Regions from separate parts of the Homo sapiens genome. Here region 2 is linked to region 1. The links are chromatin loops, found by intact Hi-C in ENCODE. Cell type or tissue: tibial artery. All regions are shown on one strand. Links, peaks and the distances in the headings refer to the core of each region. The heading gives the core; the rest is flanking DNA.

The links. Peaks named below come from ENCODE experiments on the same cell type or tissue, not always from the same donor. Only the 100,000 strongest peaks of a DNase experiment are listed, where the experiment ranks them.
Region 2: a loop joins it to region 1, with 3 times the contacts of the local background. A loop is called at or near these places in 13 of 110 quality-filtered maps.

What each region holds. Positions count from the first base shown.
Region 1 is chr5:78,904,613-78,912,891 of GRCh38, reverse strand. The region is part of intron 4 of ARSB (arylsulfatase B); the gene reads left to right. Among named protein-coding and RNA genes, the nearest start is that of ARSB, 77 kb to the left of the region's middle. In tibial artery, for the core only: a CTCF peak has its summit at 4,329; a DNase peak (open chromatin) is centred at 4,330; H3K4me3 peaks cover 1,427 bases; H3K27ac peaks cover 3,975 bases.
Region 2 is chr5:78,651,581-78,659,859 of GRCh38, reverse strand. LOC124900191 (a long non-coding RNA gene) reads left to right here. Exons shown (of 5, transcript XR_007058832.1): 5 at 1-2,101. Among named protein-coding and RNA genes, the nearest start is that of LHFPL2, 6.9 kb to the right of the region's middle. In tibial artery, for the core only: no CTCF peak of the experiment used is centred there; no DNase peak of the experiment used is centred there; H3K27ac peaks cover 4,288 bases.

The DNA.
Region 1 (8,279 bases), core at 1,856-6,855:
ATTCTTTCAGCAAAGCTGCTTTAAAAATAATTTCTGATTTTCTATTTGGTTTTTATCAAGACATGGAAATGGATAGAGGTATTGTGAATTGATCCCAAGAGGAAGAAATTCCTGTAAAATGTAGATGCGTTGGTCACATGGGGGAGAAGCTCCTGTCTGACCTCTATTTCATATTATGAGCTCAAAACATGCTTTCTCATGGGCCATGTGACATCATGTTTGGTTGAGCAAAATGTTAATGTTGCAGTGATTGGGATCAGTGCTGTGCTTCCTGACCCACCTGCTGCATTGGTAAACCTGAAACCACCGCAGCAAATATGTTTATTTGCTTTTCCCTGAAATGTGCTGTTCCTTTTTACCTCCTACAGATAAAACTGACAGGCCCTTTTCCTGCTAGCCAAAAACAGTGAGGAGAACCAGGTGGAAGACACAGCTTTTAAAATGTAGTTTTAATTCACTTTGAGTCCCATAAAGTAGGCTGAGTTACAGACGAGCTGTGGGCTTCACCAAATCACTCCATGACCTCACTTTCCTTCTGGCAAACCTCTCCCAGTGCAATATGTTGATATCGTTGATGGAGTATGAGAAACAGCTTGCTGGAGAAGAGCCTGCCTGTGATCTCTTAAGGTTGCCAGACAACATCACTGTAGGCCATCTTCTCTCTTTTTCCTTATGCTTCAATTTCCCATGGCTTTTGTGTACTACAATAACGTCAGTAACCAACCTCACTGGAACCACTTGGCTTGTAGATAGTGAAAGCTCTGTTTACATTAGAGGTAGTTTCAGAATTGATGAAAGCCTGTGTTGACTTCTTAGTTTCTTATAGTGGATATTTTGATTGAAAACACTGGAATCTCCAATGTGATAATTGACCTTACTGTTGTGTACTGAGATCTCTATTTTAGATTCTCCCCAAATACCACCTTTTTTCTATTTTTAAAATTATTATTGCAAATTCAGTCAAATAATATGGTAGACAGAAATTTGGATGGGCTTCAGGAAAAGAGGTTTAATAGTGGATTTGCCCCTAACTAGCTGTACAGCCTCTTGCATATCATTTAATCTATCTTGACCTCATTGTCTTTGTATTGAGATTCTGTGGTCCAGTCATGGGAATTAAAATCACCATCCATAGAAAGCTGTGTCTCTCGTCTCTTTGTGATTCAACACTTCATCTTTTCTGCAGAGTAGAACACCTTGTAGGCAGGTTCATAATCTTCTCTGTACTTGGAAATCACCCGGAAAGCCCCCTTTCAAGTTTCTAATTGCCCAAGTTATTCTTTTTTTTTTTTTTTTTTTTTTTTTTTTTTTTTTTTTTTAGAGGGAGTCTCACTCTGTTCCCCAGGCTGGAGTGCAGTTGTGCGATCTGAGCTCACTGCAACCTCCGCCTCCTGGTTTCAAGCGATTCTAGTGCCTCAGCCTCCTGAGTAGCTGGAATTACAGGCGTGCACCACCACACCCGGCTAATTTTTGTATTTTTAGTAGAGACGGGGTTTCACCATGTTGGCCAGGCTGGTCTCAAACTCCTGACCTCAGATGATCCATCTGCGTTGGCCTCCCAAAGTGTGCCCAAGTAATTCTATAATGTAGCCAGGATGAGAACCACTGGTATCAGGTCTAGACCCAGGGACTCATTATTATAAAACATTCCCCTTTGACATACCTTTTCATCCTTGAGTCAGGACAATTTTACCTTTCAGAAAGTAGCTACAGTCCTTTTATAATTTACTCCTCACCAAAGGTAAAATACATCCATTTTCTCTGTGTGTGACTTCTGACTATTCTGCACTGATTCAATACCCCTTCGTTTTTTGCTTATTTTTTCATTCTCACCATTCAACCACACTTGACACTTGAATCACTTTTGTTGATTTAAAAGAACAACAACAACAAAAATACAGAGTAAGATCACTTGACTTTATTGTATTAGCCATTAAATCTCTTTCTGGAGCAATAGTTCTCTAAGTATGGTCCCAGGAGCAGCAATATCACTATCACCTGGAAACTTGTTAGAAAGGCAAATTCTCAGGCCCCTTTCTGGACCAGAAGCTCTGGAGATGGTTCCCAGCAGTCTGTTTTCACAAGACTTCTAGGTGATTCGACACACTATTGCTTGAGAGCTGTTCTAGAGAGATTTTATATTTTCAGATAGTTGGATTTTTAAAAATTTTTTTAGTGTGCTCAGATATTTTTGAAGTAATCGTTGTCTGAACTTACTTGGTCTAGAAATAGAAGAGATGTTCTATTTCTAAAGGGGATATTTCCCAATCCTACCCATCTTTTTATCCTTTAGAAGTTTTCATCTTCTTTTCTGCTTTTAGAAGACCTATCCATATCTCTCTTATTTTTACACTGAAAATTTAGTCTTACATTCTATTATCATGGAAACTTTAATAATCAATGCTATTTCAATGATGTATTATGATGTGATGTAACAATAGATGGGGCAGTGACTAATACAACATTAATTTCTACTTCTTCATTTGTTTATTTTTATTGGACCTTCAGATGACATTCTTCTTACTTTATGAAGGGGGCCAGCCCCTCCACACCTGTGGGTATTTCTCATCGGGTGGGACGAGAGACTGAGAAAAGAAATAAGACACAGAGACAAAGTATAGAGAAAGAACAGCGGGCCCAGGAGACCGGTGCTTAGCATACAGAGGACCTGCACCGGCACCGGTCCCCGGGTTTCCTCAGTATTTATTGATTACTATTTTCACTATCTCAGCAAGAGGAATGCGGCAGGAGAACAGGGTGATAGTGGGGAGAAGGTCAGCAAGAAAACATGTGAGCAAAGGAATCTGTGTCACAAATAAGTTCAAGGGAAGGTACTATGCCTGGATGTGCATGTAGGCCACATTTATGCTTCTCTCCACCCAAACATCTCAGTGGAGTAAAGAGTAGCAGAGCAGCATTGCTGCCAACATGTCTCGCCTCCCGCCACAGGGCGGCTTTTCTCCTATCTCAGAATTGAACAAATGTACAATCGGGTTTTATACCGAGACATTCAGTTCCCAGGGGCAGGCAGGAGACAGTGGCCTTCCTCTATCTCAACTGCAAGAGGCCTTCCTCTTTTGCTAATCCTCCTCAGCACAGACCCTTCACGGGTCTCGGGCTGGGGGGATGGTCAGGTCTTTCCCATCCCACAAGGCCATATTTCAGACTATCACATGGGGAGAAACCTTGGATAATACCCAGTTTTCCTGGGCAGAGGTCCCTGTGGCTTTCTGCAGTGCATTGTGCCCCTGGTTTATCGAGAATGGAGAATGGCGATGACTTTTACCAAACATACTGCCTGTAAACATTTTGTTAACAAGGCACATCCCACACAGCCCTAGATCCCTTAAACCTTGATTCCATACAACACATGTTTCTGTGAGCTCAAGGTTGGGGCAAAGTTACAGATTAACAGCATCTCAGGGCAAAGCAATTGTTCAGGGTACAGATCAAAATGGAGTTTCTTATGTCTTTCCCTTTCTACATAGAGACAGTAATGGTCTGATCTCTCTCTCTTTTCCCTACAACTTAAGAACACAGACACAGATTATTTTTTAAAGTTATTCTTAAACATGTGGAATTACTTTATAATAAACCCAAAAGTTGCTGTTGTTAGAGGGAAATTTTTACTAAGTCAAGTACTCTCTGGAAAAAAAAATGTGTGAGCATAAGCTAATATCATAAATGAAATGATGAAGAAGAGGATAAGGGCACATGGTCCTAAGTGAGGAAACTTTGACCCAGAAACCTTTTGCAGTGACAGAAGTAGACCAAGAGTCCAAGTCTCCATGCTTCCAATTCAGTATTCCTTGCATGAAATGTCACTGCCTTTCGAGACTATACCGTTTACCTAATTGGTTGGATCTTTGTCAAGAGCTTGATCCAAGTGGAGTTTCTTTGTTTAATATATAAAGCATTTGCAAGTCCTTTCAAGGGCAGCACATAGTTTTATTTAACTCCCTCAAGCCCTCTCACCTCTGTCAAGTTGCACCAGGAAATTCAAGGTCTAGCCAAAGGCCCCCAATGAGTTAAAAACCCAACCATCCTGCAGAGTAGAAGAAATTAATGTCAAAACCAGATGTTCCTCTGTGGGCCTTGCTGGATTCATAAGTCAGGATAAAGCCAGCGTGGATGCATGCATGTCAAAAAAAAAAAAAAAAGTCTTGGCCAGTGTTGTAGAGAAATGAAGTGTTGTTTCATCTGCAGTTCCTCTCCAGTCCTTGCTGGTTGGGAGCACTGGCTCCCGGGAGACTGGTGGCCCTGACACTCAAGCCATTAACTGAGAATGCTCTCTAATCCCTTGTTTTCATTGTTGGTGTTCCGGCCAGGCTGCCCGCACAGAGCCTGCCCGTTTTCATTGGCTGCAGGAATTGTTATTGGAGTGGCTGACAGCTGTCTGCCAGGCTGCCTGAAACTGCCTTCCTGTGCTCTCCGCTGCTGCTCCACTTCACAGCGCTATTGTTCCTGTTGAGCCTTTTCTTAAAATCTTTCCCAGCTGTATCCTGATATGGTAAACCACTTAAATTAGCTCCAGATTGTTCTGTTTATTTTGTGTTAGATAAGCGACAAAATACAGTCCCAGCGGCAGACCAAGAGGAGAGTGGAAGTCGGGGGAGGGGGGTCAGAGGACACAAGGTCTTTTACAACACAAGGTAGAGTTCCCAGACAAAACTGTGAGAGGCACAAGTATGATACAGTCACTGGCCTGACCATTTATACGTGACTCTGATGGGCCAGGTGAGCAATAACGTTGCATCTGCGCACACCTCATTCCAGAAAAGAAAATCAAGACCCCAGCATACAGCTACACTGGAAGGGAGCTAAATTTCTATTATTGGAAATAGACACAGTATTGCTGTCAGGTTGGTTGCCATGCCAGCTGTCCAGGTACCATGCTTGATGCCCTGATTACCACAAGACTTCCCCCTTCCCCCTGCTTTTAATTATCCTTCTGTAGTGCAGTGTATGGTAACTGATGGGCTCAAAACTGGCCCACATTTGCCAGTCTCCCTATATGCTCAGCACTTGAAAATGAGTCTTCTCTGCTGTAATTTAAAGCTAGAAATCCAAAGACATTGAGTCACCAGCATAGGTATTTTCCACACAGCTGCAAGTGAAACTTCACAATGGACTTGGCCGCTATTTGCTTACACTTGCCATCTGTGCAACCGCTCTACCCGTGGCCTCCCCCGCTTTGTGGTTGTCTTCTAACAGGAGCAGTCCACGCAAAGCCTTCCTGAATACTTAACAAAATTTTAAAAAATATAATAGATACTGTCCTAGCATGAAGGCGCTGCCTTTGTGATTTTTAGGAATTAACCCAAATAAAATATGAAAAATAAACTACCGAGTGCTTTAACGCAGCTAAAGCATGCAAGCAAAACCAGCAACCAGCTGAGTTCCGACAGTTACTGAGAGTTTTGTATGTGGTAATTCAAGACTCCCCAGGAAAGATCTCATGACTCACTCCAGTGTGGCTGGGCCTCCAGTCCTCACTCTGAACCAAAGTCCTGGAAACACTTTTCCACCACGTTGAGAGAAGGCGAGGGAAGAACAGGGTCAGGAGTGATCAAATGCCCTTAGAAACAGTCTCTTTCTTTCCTTTTGGGAAAACAAACTCACTGTGTAATAAAAAGGTACAAAGCCAACTTTGGAATAATAATCACCCCGCCCCATCCCCTTGCCCTCTGATGGAAAGTGCCTTGTCTTCTCCATCAAGGTCTAGCTGGGGGCTTGAACGGCCTCCGTGTCACCTCTAATTCCCCAGTTTTTACCTTGTTTCCTTTCTCTGTATCTTTTTTGCCCTTAGTTGTGTACAGTCTTGTATTTTTTCACATAGGCTATGCTTTCTGTGGATGTTGCCTCCCTCGAAAGCAGGGACCATGTGTTGAACCCCTGTTGCCTTTTCCCAGAGTAGCGGGCACCTAGCAGGTGCTTAATTAAGGTGTGTCAAATAATTGTTTCCTTTTTTATTCTTACCTGACATGAAGTATGCTCCTGTATCAATTCAGATGAAGGTTTAAAAAAAATCAAGACAAGTATCACAAGTTCCCTTAGCCCATTCTCATTAAAATCATGGGCACCACCTTCCCGTGCTCACCAGGATGGAGGAAGTCAACAAATATCTTTCTCATTGATTAAAAACTCTGGATAATACTGAAAGCAACTATCTGAGGCTTCTTAAAAGTACTTAGGTTGGTGCTAAAGTAATTGAGGTTTTCGAAAACTGCAATTACTTTTGCACCAACCTAATATAACAGCAGGGATGATAAGAATAGGGACAGAGAAGAAAACAAAATCAGGTGAATGGAGAATGGGGAATAAAGTCAAAGCTTCATGAATCCCTTGTGTGGTGAGTTTTGGAGGTTTATTTTCTCTCCTCTATCTCTTGGCTTTGACCTAAGAGCCAATGGAATTATGGAACTATGCAGCAGGCACTGGCAGCAACATCTCCAAGAGAAACCTCCTACTTCTAACCAGAGGTCTAGGAAAGTGGGCTCTTGCTCAAGAATATGGGGAATTCCTATTTTATTTGTTTTTTCTTTTCTTTTAATTTTTTGAGATTGAGTCTCACGCTGTTGCCCAGGCTGGAGTACAGTGGTGTAACCATAGCTCACTGCAGCCTCTACCTCCTGGGCTCAAGTGATCCTCCTGCCTTAGCTTCCCAAATAGCTGGGACTGCAGTCATGCACCACTACACTTGGCTAATTTTTTTTTTTTTTAATTTTTTATGTTTGGTTAGCGATTGGATCACACTATGTTGCCTGGCTGGTGTGAGCCACAGTGTCCAGACTGTTTTTTCTTTTTCTTTCCCTTTTCTTTCTTAACTCTACCCCAAGACAGGCCCCAGTTGAAGATCTGCATTGGTGTTGTGGTGGGGTGCAGGCACCTAAAATCTCAAAAGAAGACCCACATTTCTGACCGGAGTGTGAGATAATCTCTGTTATTTTCCTCTTTTTTTTTTTTTTTTTTTTTTTTTTTGCTACTTTGCTCCCAAAGGCAACCTCAGTTATGCAGAAGTGCATGACAGAATGGGGAACTACAACCTAACAGAAACCTGTTTTTCTGATCAGAGAAACCACATAAAGGGGCCCCTGGAGCGGAGGTTGGGGGTGGATCTGAAGGATCTAAAGGGAGAGAAGAACTGGAGAAGAGGATCCCCTGATTCTGTGTATGAGCTAAGCCCCAGGCTCACCTCCAAGTGCATATATGCCACACAGGCCCAAAGGAGCAAAGCAGAGGCTTCGAAAACTCAACTGCCATGTGAACCACTGCCCAGGTCCTAGATTAACCCCTGAGTGGCACATGCGCTGGGCAAACCCAAACCTCATAGCAAAGGCTTTAAAAACTAAACTGACATTAGAGCCACTGTCCACAGAAGGTGAGACAAAACTTGTGGTCTGAGTCTCACTAGGTTGATTCTCTGCTTAACCAAACAAACATCAACACCCTCGAGAGGATTTTAACTAGACCTAGAGGCTCAGAACATGGTATTCAAAATGTCTAATAGACAGTCCAAAATTACTCATTATACAAAAAAAAAAAAACAGGAAAATACGAGCAGTACTCAAGGGAAAAGACTAAAAATAGATTATTTCAGCTGTGATGAGCTCATTTGAGATGATCATCCAAATATTGGTGTTGTCAGACAAAAACTTTAATGCAGCTATTGTAACCATTCTCCATGAGACAAAGTTGAACACTCTTGAAATGAATGGAAAAATAGCAGTGAAATAGAAACTAAAGCCAAACAAATGAACAAACAAAACAAATGAAAATTATAGAACTGAAAAACACAATATCTGAAATTTAAAATTAACTCTATGGGTCCAATAGCAGAATGGAGCTGATAAAGAAGAGTCGGTGAACTTCAAGATAGATCAATAGAAATTATACAGTCTGGGCTGGTCGTGGTGGCTCGTGCCTGTAATCCCAGCACTTTGGGAGGCTGAGGTGGGCAGATTGCTTAAGGCTAGGAGTTCAAGACCAGCCTGGCCAACATGATGAAACCCCATCTCTACCAAAAAATACAAAAATTAGTCAGGTGTGGTGGCACACGCCTGTCGTCCCAGCTACTCAGGAGGCTGAGGCAGGAGAATTGCTTGAACCCAGGAGGGCAGAGGTTGCAGTGAGCTGAGATAGCGCCACTGCATTCCAGCCTGGGCAACAGAGTGAGACCCTCTCTCAAAAAAAAAAAAAAAAAAAAGAAAGAAAGAAAAGAAAGAAAATTATACAGCCTGAAACACAGAAAAAAGGAAGAAAAACAGTGCTGCAGGGAC
Region 2 (8,279 bases), core at 2,085-7,084, 250 kb after region 1:
TAAAATGCACTTAACAGCAATTGTTTATTTTTGGACATGCATATCATACTGTCTTTCATCCGATGCTGACGTGGCTACTTTCCATCAGGTCAAAGAAAGTTCAGGTTTCTAAGGGAATTTTGCACTGACAGAATCCCACATTAGGAAACAGATGGTTTCAGATGTAACTTTATTTTTAGGATGTGTTTATCAATTATTTTTTCATGTTAATTTGATCCCATTAGCAATCAATAAATGCATTAAGAGTTGTCCTGAAACTCTATTTGACTTGAGAATCAATAATTCCATTAGGATTGGAGGGCCTGTTCTGGTTTACAAACCTATGATGGTTTCTAAAGTAGTAGTCTGTGTAACTCCAAAAGATTAACTCAAAAGAAGTGAATTTCTTTTTCTGTAGTTATTTTAGTTGTTGAACTAACCAATGTAGCGGTGTCCATGAGGAATACTGATTTAGACCACTGGTGCACTTCATGTGCCTTTGAAATAAACAACAATGATATCTCATTCACTCCAGCCTGGAGAAACTTATAAAGAGCTAGTGTCCCGGGCTCTACCAGAATCTGGATCATGAAGTCCCCTGGGGAGAGTGTTTCCCCTAGTCTGTTAGCTGATATTTTTCATTAAGCTAAGCTGAAAAGCATTCAGTAAGATTTATCGGCACAATTTAATGTTGGTGTAGTCTGAGTTTTTGAGACAGAAGTTGGCCAAGGAAAGTATAGCTGAACCCAATTACACAATCTGGTGGCAAAGGAAAGGATTTGACACTGGCGTTTAAAGTTCCAGGAGGGAAGCTCCAATTTTGCCTATCCCATTGCCTGTGGTCTTTTCCACTCATATGAAGAATATGTCCCATTTACCATGGCCCCCACCAGAATCCAGCCCCTTATCCATGTTTGCTGCTTCCATGGCCTGGACAACCTGCCATGCATCACTCAGCCTCAAAACCTGGACATCATCCTTGACGTCTTTTCCTCTCAATGACTGCCCAATCAGTATTGCAAGCTCACTGCCACCACTGATCCTAATCCTATCCCCACTCTCCTGGAAGACCAGTCTTTCCATTCTTGGTCTTGCTCCCATTTAATGCATCTCTTCACAGAGCAGCCAGAGAGATCTTTCTAAAACAAGATCAGATCATTCCTGGGATTTAAAACCCTCAATGGCTCCTCAGGGCCCTCAGTTTAAACTTTGTAATGTGACTTCTAGGACCCTTGGTGTCCCCACTAACATCAACCTTACCCCTGAGTTAATATCTTCTCATTTTCCCTCCATTTGTGTCTTCTGCCATTCTCTCTGATGCTTCAGGGCTTTTGTGTACTGCCTTCTACCTCTCACCTTGTTAACTCTCAGTCCCTAGAGAACCTTCTCTAATTCCATTCCCCACCCAGCATCTGTTTCTAGTGTGGATGGACCCCCCTGGCACCTGCTCTTATCTTTAGTGTAGAGCTTTTGCCTAGTTCCTTCTCTCTCACCCAAAAGCCTGGGTGACTCTAGTGGACCAGGACATGCAAACTCTACCCCTAGATGTAGCACAGTCCTTAAAGGCATTGAGTGTTAAGCAAATACTATGTATTACAGCTCTTTATTTAATTCTGGTCACACTGGCAATTAAAATATTCATTGACCTTCACTGAACCACATAAATACACTGGATTTTAAACTCCTTGAGGATGGAGGCCTTGCTTAGTTGCCTTTGTATCCCTCTCACACACATAGTAAGTGTTCAGCAAATGTTCACTGAAGTTGCTCCTGGTTGTTGAGAACACAACTGTTTCTATCATTTTTACCTTGATTTCATTTTTTTAAATTGAGATATATTTTACATATCATAAAATTCACCCACTTGAAGTCTACAGTTCAGTGGATTTTAGTATACTCACAGAGTTCCGCAACCATCACCACAATCTGATTTCAGAACATTTTTATCACCCTAGAAAGAACTGGGTACCCATTAGCAATCACTCCACACTGCCCTCTACCTCCCACCCCCACCCTAGCCCTAGGCAAACACTAATCTGTTTTTTGTCTCTTTAGATTTGCTTTTTCGGGACATTTCATATAAACAAAATTGTACCATAGGTAGACTTTTGTGACTGGCTTCTTTCACTTGGCATAATGTTTTCAAAGTCCATCCATGTTGTAACATGTTTCAATACTTCGTGTTTTTTTATGGCTGAATAATATTCCATTGTATGTATTTACCACATTTTGTTTGTCCACTCATCAGCTGATGAACATTTGGGTTGTTTCTACTTTTTGGCTATTATGAATAATGCTGCTGTGAATATCTGTGTTTAAGTTTTTGTATGGACATATTTTTCTTTCTCTTGGATATTTACCTAGGAGAGGAATTTCTGAGTCATATAGTACAATAATCCTAAGTTTCATCTTTTGAGACATTATCGAAATGTTTCTCAGACTGGTTGCACCATTCACAGTCCCACCAGCAAACAAAGTTTGACAATTTCAATTTCTCTACATCCTCACCAACACTTGTTATCATATGTCTTTTCTGTTTTAGCCATCCTAGTGTGTATCACGTGGTACCTCATTGTGGTTTTGGTTTGCATTTCACTGATGATGAATGATGCTGAGTATCTTTTCATGTGCATATTGGCCATTTGAATATCTTTTTGGAGAAATATTTATGTGCTTTGCCATTTTAAAAATTGGTTTGTCTTTTTATTGTTGCTTTGTAAGAGTTCTTTATATATTGTAGAAACAAGTCCCTCATGAGATACAGATACACATTTTGCAAATATTTTCACCCATTCTGTGGGTTGCCTTTTCACTTTCTTGATGATGTCCCCTTGTCACACACAAGTTTTTAGTTTTAATGAAGTCCAGTTTATATATATTTTTTCTTTTGGCATTTATTCTTCTGGTGTCATAGCCAAGAAATTATTGCCTAACCCAACATCATGAAGATTTACTCCTACGTGTTCTTCATACTTTCATAGTTTTAGCTCTTATGTTTAGGTCTATGATCGTTTTGAGCTAATTTTTTTACTTGTACAAAGTAGGAGTTTATATTCATTCTTTTGCATATGTTATCCTGTTGTGTCAGCACCACTTATTGAAAAGACTTCTTTTCCCATAGAAATGTTTTGGCATCCTTGTTGAAAATCATTGACCATAAATGTGAGGGTTTGTTTCTGGGCTCTCTATTCCATTGATCTCTATATCTATCCTTATGCCAGTACCACATTGTTTAGACTCTTGTATCATTTTTAAAAAGCAGTATAAGAAAGCTATGTAACTGGCAAGTTGGGAAGGATAGTCTCCTGGACTAGTAGAAAATTCTGTTTGCAAGAGTATGGGTGTCAGTGGGAGGGAACAAACATCTATTGAGCACCTATTTTTATGTTAGGCATTGTAGTAGATACTTTTACATACATTGTAATAATAATAATAATAATAGTCAGAACAACCCCATGCAGTAGGTAATATTATCCCAATTTAAAGGTGAAGAAACTAAGATTTGTAGAGGTTAAGTAACTTGCCTAAAATCATGTAGTAACTGGTGGAGGAAATGCAATTTGTACACAGTCCTAGGATTCTAAGGCCCATAATCTTTTCCTATCAAGAAGATTTTCTCACTACACATCTAGAAAACATAAACATCTGTGAAGCATATCTGAATGTAGTGGAGAGAGCTGAATTAATATCAAATATTTTTCTCATGACACTGGAAAAACAGGCATTTATAACTATTTTGAGACAGTTGTCTTAGAGCAAAATTTCATGGGATATTTAAAGAAATCACTTCTGAGCTATAAAACTAGTTTTATGGTTCATTTTAATTTCACAGCTTATGTTGTTCTCATTTATATGACCTCAAAAGTGATTGAACATTATTTTGTATAATTAGCATAGCACATGCTATTCTGTTGGAAGAGAACTAGAACTAATCTCAGCTGTGTGGATTGGCCTTGTCCCTAATTCTTGTTTTCATTGAAAACCTTCCCAAAGTTGTTCTGAAATGAACACAGGTCATAGTTGTCAAATGGGTTCTATGTGGAATAGTAGAAGATTTAAAATTGAGAAAGATTTGTGAAGTTAATGAAGAAGTGGAATTATCTTTGCATAATTCTCTTAACACAAGGCTCATTTATTTTTCTTATTTATTTATTTTACTTATTTATTTATTTTTTGAGACAGAGTCTCACTCTGTCACCAAGACTGGAGTGCAGTGGCATCATCTCGGCTCACTGAAACCTCCACCTTCCGGGTTCAAGTGATTCTCATGCCTCAGCCTCCCAAGTAGCTGGGATTATAAGTGTGCACCACCACACCTCGCTAATTTTTGTATTTTTAGTAGAGACAGGGTTTCACCATGTTGGCCAGGCTCATCTCAAACTCCTGCCCTCAGGTGATCTACCTGCCTTGGCCTCCCAAAGTGTTGGGATTACAGGCATGAGCCATGGCTCCCAGCTCTATGTTTCTTTTTTAAATTGAGGGCACAGAGGGTACACTATGCATTCTAGAGTTTGGGTAGAAGTTAAGTTTAAATAATGCAATTTCAGCCATAGCAGAAACATAGTCTAGAGCAGGCTTTCTTCTCTTGTTAATTTCCACATTCACTGTTTCTCTGAGGCAAAGTCTACTGCTTCCTCTGAGTGAAGTTTCTGCACCTACATGTTTAGATTGTCCAGTGTCTCTTATGTGAGGCCCATGATTCAATTCCTTTTGGAAGTTTGTGCCAGGAAAATGTTTGCCTGACTTGAAGAACAACTATGATTCCTTTACCAGACCATGAGAACTATATCATTAATTGTATGTCATTCTTGTCTTGGCTCTGGGAAGCCCAGAGCTAAATTTAATGCTTGACTGTGGTAAACCAGAACCCTGGCAAGAGAGTCTCTTACCACCTTCTGTTATTTCTAATAAGAAGTTCCTCAGATCTATTTGGAAGTATGCAGAATACATACTATAATCAGTGATATCCAATATTTTTATTATCAATAGAAAATAATATATCTTCTAACTCTAGCATTAAGTGAAAATAGAATGCCCAAACCAGCAATTGCTAGTATTACAGATATACATTTTTGTGCTTCTTGTTTCCAGGAAAGGGACTGGAAGAGTTTTAAAAAAAAAGTTCCTTGCAGGCAGGTTTTTAGATTGGAAATTAGTTTTTCAGTCAGGGCTAGATTAAGGACAAGCATCCTCTTCATGATGCAAAAAAATAGCAATGGTTTCTTCAAGTTCTCATTTTAAGCATTGCTACTGAATCATGCTGAGTGGGTATTTTCCAAATTTCATTATAGGTACTAGTGGGGAGGGTAACAGTAAAATCTTACCTCTTAGAGGTTTTGAGAGCTGCACATAATTCATAATAGAAAAGATGAAGCTCTTGAAAGCCCAAGTCACAGACCAGATGCACAGCATTATTGTTAAAAAGGGCCAAAGCATGCTTTCCCTGGGTGGTTTTATGCCTGTCATGAACACCGTAAGACAGCTAATCCCCCTAGATTCTTTGTACTTTATACCTCTTCTGAGAAAGGTTTGTAATCCAGGAAAATGCCTGCAGGTGAGGATTCCAAATGAATAAGATTCATTTAATTGAATTTGTCAGTTACATGTTATTGAGCATTTAAGAATGTTGCAGAATTTGCATGCAACTTATAAAGTAATATTGCAGTAAAAAATTCTCACCATATGGAAATTTCCACCTCACTTCAAGGATAAGCTCAACTGGATGAGGGCCAAATGGATTTGTTTATGGTAGTGGTGACATAATAGGAGGAAATGAACGGAGTACCTTCTTAGGTTGAAATTTGCCAAAATCACATGGAGTCTAGTTTTGGAACTAGAGGCAGGAAAACAGACTATTTTTTAAGGAAAAGTCAGTGGGCAAGTTAAAGCTACTGCTTCACGTATAGAAGAAATGAAGGCCAGGAGGTAGAGACTGTAAGTGGAAGATAAAAGTTGCCAAGAGTCTTCAGTTTTTCCAGGAAGAGCACAAGTGCCCAAAGTTCTGTGTGTTTATTTCTTTTATGACTTAGCCACAGTGAGTATTTTGAGGTTCATGTTTTTCTTTGGCTGGACTGGAACGTGGACTGTTCGGATCCTTTAACAGATCTGTGAGGGAAAAAGGAGTCTTTTCTACAGATCGTGGAGATTTTCCTTATTTTCCTTATTGGGATCCTATGACCCTCGTGTCTGATTTAGTGCTATTGCTCTCTCTGTTATGTGGTACTAGAATATCCTACATCTCTATTTGCACCTGTAATCCTTGTTCTTAGTTGGAGATATTTTGTTACTTTCATTCAAGAGACAGCCGAGCACCTTGATATAATGAGATTTCAATAAAAATAGAGAAATTTCGTTTATATTTACAGGCTTCATTTTGTCACCAACTTAAAAACTGCCAACTGGAAGCAGAAATAAATATACGACATTTCTAAGTCCATTGGAGACTTTGGCCAGACCTTTTCTGTGGCCAAAAAGTGGCTTCTGTCTCATGCAGGTCAGACTTCTGCTTTTCATCAGTAAAGCCCTGCAAGTGTTTGTGCTCAAAATTACCTTTTCTCAACCCTTATTTGTAGAGAAAAAATGGATTCTTAGAATTTCAGATGGTTTCTTTGTATAATTACATCCACGGAACAAAAAAAGCTGAATAATCATGTTTAAGTTAGTGACTTTCCACAAGACCTTGTGGGTGGGAACTGCAATCTGCTAGTTTCCTTGAAGAGACTCTCAGCTTAAATTGTCTAGTATTTTATGTGATCTTCAAAAGGCATTGAATTCTAAGTTTGCACCTAGCACTGAAATTCTATGATCATTTGCAGTTTTAGGAAATATAGGGCTGGGCGTGGTGGCTCACACCTGTAATCCCAGCACTTTGGGTGGCTGAGATGGGTGGATCACTTGAGGTCAGGAGTTTGAGACCAGCCTACTGAAACCTCATCTCTACTAAAAATACAAAAATTAGCAGGGCATGGTGGTGTGCGCCTGTAAGCCCAGCTACTAGGGAGGCTGAGGCAGGAGAATCACTTGAATCCGGGAGGTGGAGATTGCGCCACTGTACTCCAGCCTGGCAGCAGAGCAAGACTCTGTCTCAAAAAAAAAAAAAAAAAAAAAAAAAAAAAAAAAGAGAGAGAGAAAGAAAGAAAAAGGAAATATCAATTAATCTCTTAAAGTGGGTGGTGGTGGATTTGGGAAGTAGGTTTTAATGAAGATGAATAGGCAAACTTAAAGTTAATCAATAGTCAGTATGCTGACAATCATGAAAATATATCAGTGCTTTCCTGTCTGTTATAAATGCATATTTTATTTAACTCCAAGCAGATTCTTACTCAGAAAAAAATAGGATGCAAAGTGTTCACATATGAAAAATTGCTAGCCGTGTTGAAACAAGGTACTCTAGGTGGAGTACAGTGTTCAGACATTCAAAGAATAGAGTGATTTGCACAGGCAAGTAAGTTCAGTACCATACATTTTAGCCAGACATCACTGTAATTTCACCGCATGACCTATCCAACTGGCTCAATAATCTTCTTCCAAGGCCTCCTTGTCATTTGACCAAAATGTGCAGACACCCTTTAATTTCTCCTAATTTCCTCTTCGTTTATGCCTTGTAGTGAGTGCTTCTTGAAAATGTGTCTGAAGCACATGATAAAAGCAGGATTCACGATATCCCAAAGTTCCTGCTGTTCTCTTTCTTTCCACAGAACTTAGAATGTACTTTCTTCATGAACTACACTTTTTAGCATCTGTCTCCTTCTCTATTCTTCCCTACTTTGCCATCCCTAACTTCTTGCTTCATATTAAGTGTAATTTATCTGCTCTTTAGACCCAAGTTATCCCATCTGGGGATACATGTCTTGATTTTTGCCCAAAAATCTGCAAACACAGTTTTGAGAAAAATTAGTTTTATATTTTACAGGTAGTTCTCCTGTGAATTCCATAACACAGAGTATTAAATGGCTATAATTGCCCTAATTTACATGTCCCAATAGTAGTTTACTGTGTCAGACACTGGGGAAGATACAAAGACGTAAGTAAGGCTCAACCCTAGTCTTCAATAGATTAAAATATACATGCATCAATTCAAGCTACACACATATGAAACATATATCCTGAATAATACAAACCATCTGGTGATGTGTGTTCAAGTCTCCACAACCCATGAGGGCAGACATTTTTGCATTTCTTTTTGTTCACTGATGTATCCCCAGTACCTAGAACAGCCAGTCCCTGGCATATAGTAAGTGCTCAGTAAATGTGTGGGATGAAGTATAGTCTACTTTTTTTTTTTTTTTTTTTTTTTTGCC